Linked DNA regions of Mus musculus: region 2 is linked to region 1. The links are chromatin contacts, found by Hi-C or POLR2A ChIA-PET in ENCODE. All regions are on one chromosome and are shown on one strand. The core of a region is the stretch at or near the end of the contact, and the rest is flanking DNA. Distances in the headings are between cores, read along the strand shown. Region 1 holds the start of Tle3 (transducin-like enhancer of split 3). Region 2 has its middle 26 kb from the start of I730028E13Rik.

Region 1 (2,638 bases), core at 79-2,578:
GAGGGGCCGGGGCGGAAGCCAGCGTCCCCCTCCAACGCAGGCCGCCCGGGCCACTCGAGCGCAATTACCCTTGGCTCTCTACGGCGCCCCCACCCACCCAGCCCCTTTGTGTGAGCGCACACACGCGCGCGCACCATAAAGGTAGCAACAAGCAAAATGGAGGTGCTAGATAAACTGCCTCGTTTACCCTGCCATGATAGATGCTTAAATAAGCCTAGTTGCAATTACTCACCGGATGTCTGCCTTGCGGATACATGGCAGGGAGGGGTCGCGATTCCGAGAGCTTGGAAGCGCTGAGAGCCCGAGCCGGGGACGTGCGGGGGAGGGGGGAGGCGAGCCCGAGCGGGGGGCGGCCGGGGAACCGAGAGCTCGCCCCCGGCCCCCCCAGCCCGCTCTCGCAGCGAAATCCCAGAGTCGGGCGTGCGCCCCAAGTGCAGACAAAGAGCGGCGGAGCGAGCGGCAAAGTCGTCGGCGGGCTCGCGCTTTGTGCGCCTAGGGCTCGGCCGGCTGCGGCCGGCCGCCTTCCCCCGGCTGCGTGAACAGTGTCAGAAGCCGGGTCTGCGTGGACATCATCGGCTCCCTGGCGGCTCCAGTGCGGAATCCCGAGGCCGGGGGTTTGCGGGAAGGGGGATTCTCCTGTCCCCTCACGGGTCAATCAGGACGATGAGGCTGGAGGGGGGCGCGTCTGGGCAGCCCGGAGCATCCGGGGCGCGCGGGTCAGATCCCAGAGGCGGTCGGGCCCGGAGCTCGCGGCGAGAAGAGAAAGGAAGCAGGCCACCGAGGTGACGGCTTGAGGACCGTGGGTGAGGGCTAGAGCCCAGCGAGGACGCTTCGACGCCCCCCCACCCCCCTCGGAGAGGAGAGCCTGCTGTTCCGTCTGCTCCTGCCGCCGCCGCCAGCCCTTCCCAGGGTCGAGGAGGAACTCCGGGCTCAGTCGGTGCAAATAATGAGCCGTGGCATCCTAACTCCAGCCGGCATAGGAAGCCTCGGCGAAGGGGTCCTCTGCTTTCAAGTGGATCGGCCGCGTCTCTGGCGAGGAGCGGTCTGCGTCCTGCCGCCTAGGAGCGCGCAGGCTGGAGAGCACCGGAGGGGGAGACGTAGCCCGAGCCCGGGAGCTCTGCGGCTTCTTTCCTTCCTCCCAGCCTGGCTCTCCTCTCCGCGCCCCGACAAACCCCCAAAACACACAAGCACACGCACTCAACACACACACGTACACGCACTCAAAAAAAAAAAAAAGTGCCTCGGACCTGCGGATACCACACACAGACAGGCGAAGGGGGCCGAGCACGAGGTCTGAACTGCCGCGAGAGCAGTTCCAAATAGGGACTGAAAAGTAACAAAATAATGTGGCGGCTTCGCCTAGCGTTGGCCAATGGGAGTGCGAGGCTCCCACGTGGGGCCACGGGACTCGGACTGCGACTGGGCGCCGCCAGGCGCGACGTCACAATGCCCTCTTGTGTCTAAAACTATGCATGAAAAGTAGCAATCAGGCCCTACCCGCTGGTGACTTTCGCTTGGGAGTGAAAAACAGCGCTCCTCACATCAGGAATTAACCGAAAGACATATAATAAATAGATATATATTATAGTCCTGGGCTGCTAGGTTTTTTTTCTTCTTTTTTTCCCACGATCTACTAGCAAATAATTATTTGGCGGGAGGGGAGAAGGAGAAAACGAGTAACAACAAAAGGGGGGGAAAAAAGGACAAGCTGTACAATCCTTAAAACCTGTGGCTGGTAGTAATGGATCAGTTGATTCTGCAGAGGCGGCGAACGATTGCCCCCCTCTAATCTCATTAGGGTTGCAAAGCAGCCCAATTAGATACTATAAAACAAACAGAATCACTTTGTCAGTTTAATGTTTTCACTTCAAAAGATTTAGGACCGATAAAATGCTGGCACCCAAAGTTACCTCCGACCTCTAAGACTGTTCTCCAAACTGAGTTTCTCTTTCTTTTATCCGTTTCTGCCCCCTCTCCCACCCTTGGGCGCCCCGCTTTTCTCCTTTGTTCATTCGCCCTTCTTTTCAGAAAGCCAAATAAACAGCGCCTCTGATGCAAGGCGGCTGCCGGCGAGGGGGAAGTCTGAGAACTCTGGCTTGGCGGGCCGCGCAGATGGAAGGGCCTGGCAGTCTGCGGACAACAGGCTCAGTAGTGCGGCTAGCCCCATTTGGGGCTCTTGCCCTTTGGGGACAGCTACGTCCTGGCCGCAGCCTTGCCAAGGCGGGTTCCTCAGCAGTGCTCCGGGCCCGAGATGGTGAAGAAGGGAAAGCACGGAGTTGGGGCCCTCCTGGCTACGACCCAGAGTTCCGACCCCGTTTCTTGGCCTGATGGCCTGCCTGGGCACATGCATCGGCAGCCACCCGTGGAAGAGCGACTGCGAGCCTGGAGCGTCCCTGGTCACCAGCATAGACACCCAAGGAGGCGTAGATATTCGACTCTGGGGCCCATCTGCTCGCAGACAAGGGTCACGTCAGGGCACACTGCCCACCCTAGGTCCGCCGGCCTCGGAGAACCAACGCCGAGTGGGCCGCCCAGGTGTCCTCGGGTCCCTCCCGGCTTTCCCACCAAGCTTGCACGCAAGCACACGCTCCTGGCCCGTTGCGGGCGCGCGCGAGCCGGCCGCGCGCCCCCGGAATCT
Region 2 (2,638 bases), core at 77-2,576, 210 kb after region 1:
GCCTGCCTTGTCCTCCTCAAAGCTTCTGTTTTTTTCTCTTGGTTTCCTCTCTACCTGTAGGACCGAGTGACAATTGTTTCAGGATGTTTTGTTGAAGTTAGCAGCCTGCATGGTGTTCAGTTAGCATCTGACTAGATTTGTGACCTCCTCAGTTCTGTCCTTGGATGCCACCCCAGTGTCTGGCACCTGGCACAAGCTGAGGGGAGTGAGGGTTTCCTCAGAGTTGCTGTCTGGCCATCTCAGGGGTCAGCCTGAAGCTCTGACTGGGGTGGGGTTTTCTCTACCTCCAGAGCTCCACTGCTGGCCTAGGAGAGGTGATCCAGTTGGTGAGGGCTGGTCATGCACACATGAGTACCTGAGTTCAGATCCTCAGCATCCACATAACAAGCAGCCATGATGGCATGTCAGTTATCCCAGTACCGGGGAAACTGAGGCAGGGGCATCCCTGAGGTTTGCTGGCCAGCTGGTTCATCCAAGTCCACTAGCTTCCAGTTCAGAGAGACCCTGTCTCAAAAACGAAGGTGGAAGTCAGCTGTGGTGGTACTTGTGTTTGATCCTAGCATGTGGGAGGCAGAGGCAAGTGGATCTCTATGAGTTCAAAGCCAGTCTGGTCTGTATAGCATGTTCCAACAAGCCAAAGCTATAAGAGAAATGATGTCTCAAAAAGAAACAAACAAACAAACAAACAACAAAAACAAAAGGACACCAAAATGATATTAAAATAAAATAATTTAAAGTACAACGTAGAGTGAGTGACTAAGAAAGACAACTGTTGTTAGATCCTTATCTCCAATGTGTGCACATGAGACCTCTCTGTCTGTCTCTGTCTGTCTGTCTGTCTGTCTCTGTCTCTCTCTGACTCGCTCTATCTCTCTCCTCTCAGCCTCCCCATCAGTCTTCCGTTTCTCACATGCTAGACAGACAGCTCATTTTCTTACCCTCCTCCCAAAAATCGTTTTGGGTTTGGAAAACAGCAACCACTTAGGAAAATGTGTAATTACCCAGGGCTCAATTGCGGCAAACACAGGGCTCCCCCAGCCATGCTGAAATGTCAAGGACTTGACTGGTACAAGCCCAGGCTCCCAAGGATCTGAAGGAAGAGGCTTGGCTGTCCTGGAGGGGGCAGGAGGATCAGCAGTGTTGACAGAGCAGCCTGCCTAATCCCTTCTGACAGCTCAGAGGGAAACGTCAGCCTGCTGCTTAGCCCAAGCAGTTCTTGAGGACTCCCTTAAGGAGGACTCTCTCTCTGCCTTCTGCTCAGCTCAGGCAAGGCTGAACTTGTGGTGACCTCAGCCTTCCACAGGCAGAGCAGACTCGGGCTCTTTCCAGTAGGGTGTCTGCCAAGGCTCCATGCCGGGCCCTTTTTCGTCAGGATGTCTCAAGTGTTTATAGGGGTGAGAAATAGGGGAGTGGAAACCATCCTGAGTCTCCTCGGCCAGACCTACCCTGAGATCCTGGGAAAGAAAGGGCACGGCGGAAAATGGAAGCAGACAAGGTGTCCCTCTAGTTTCGTGTCCCAGGGAAGAACTCATCCACAGAGTCCTGTAGTCCCCATCCAAGGTCTTGGCCTTCACCTGTCACTCAGAAGAAGACCAAGTTTCCTAAGCTGCTCTATGTAGGCCAGGCCTCCAACCCAACCCTGCCTTGCCAAGCCTGCCTCTGCCTGTAGCCTGAGCCGTGTGGGGATCCGGTGGAGGAGAACCAAGTTGTGTGGAAGGTATGACCTCACTGGGAAAGCACTGGCTCCCATCCCTTCCTCCGGCTCCAACCTGGGAATCCACAGGGAAGGGAGCTCAGGCCAGGCAGACAACCCCAGTGCAGGGAGCAGTGCTCCAGCTATGAAGCTCATCGCCACAGAGAAGTGTCATTTCTCCCTGCTCCTCTCAATTACAAAATAATAAGATTGTTAAAAATCCAATCATATGAACGTCAATATTGGCAGGGACAGCCGCAGGAAATTTAATTGCACAACGGGTGCCAGTTAAAGATGGTATGTGTTCTTCCTGGCTTTTCTTAATTCTAATTAGGATGAAATCTACTGCGTCTTCCAGACTTGCAAACAGGGGTTTGTCATGAGGCCAGAAGTAGATGGGACTGACACAGGCCTCCCTTCCTCAGCCTCGTGCCTTCCCTCCCTCTCCGTTGCGTCGTCCCGGATTGGAGCTCAGCACCGATTTTGAACATCAGCTCTCCAGTTTCTTTGGCATGTCAGAGGGCCAGATGTTTTTTATTTGAGAGCAAATTGACACATTAAATTACACTGTGCAAACATTAAAGCCAGCCGCGGGTAAACAGGCCGAGATTCATTGAATTTTACGGGTCACAATGATGTTTATGTAATTTAACAAATTCCTGCCCCGCTGCCGAGACTCTCCAAGAAGTATTAATTGAAGAAAGATGAGAACTTCCCTGAGGCTGTCTGTCCTGTCCTCTGCACCTCAGGCTTAAGAGCTCTTGGGAGGGGGAAGGGTGCCTTCAGCGGCTTAGCTTCGGAGTTTCACAATGTCCAACACAAATCGAGGAAGCCGGGCCCATGGCTTGTTACTTTCCATGTGGCTGTGACCAATACTCTACAAGAGCCGCTTAAGGAAGGCAAGGGTTGCTGGGGCTCACAGTTCATACAGTCCGTCCTGGATGC

The links. A loop is a pair of places that touch in the nucleus more often than their neighbours do. ChIA-PET counts read pairs that join two places held with the same protein, here RNA polymerase II (POLR2A).
Region 2: a loop to region 1 is called in a map of v-Abl transformed pro-B cells, with 3 times the contacts of the local background. The contact joins the enhancer-like site here to the promoter of Tle3 in region 1. A Hi-C loop is called at or near these places in 1 of 37 maps with a recorded cell type or tissue (v-Abl transformed pro-B cells). POLR2A ChIA-PET finds 5 or more read pairs at or near these places in 1 of 5 experiments (embryonic stem cell).

The regions. Positions count from the first base shown.
Region 1 is chr9:61,371,056-61,373,693 of GRCm38, reverse strand. It overlaps Tle3 (transducin-like enhancer of split 3), which reads right to left and starts at 1,328. Exons shown (of 20, transcript NM_009389.2): 1 at 233-1,328. The coding sequence starts at 256.
Region 2 is chr9:61,163,664-61,166,301 of GRCm38, reverse strand. No RefSeq gene overlaps it. Among named protein-coding and RNA genes, the nearest start is that of I730028E13Rik, 26 kb to the right of the region's middle. Within about 2 kb of position 1,326, at least 1 of the 3 ENCODE cell types and tissues checked has a DNase peak (open chromatin) inside an H3K27ac peak, as active enhancers do.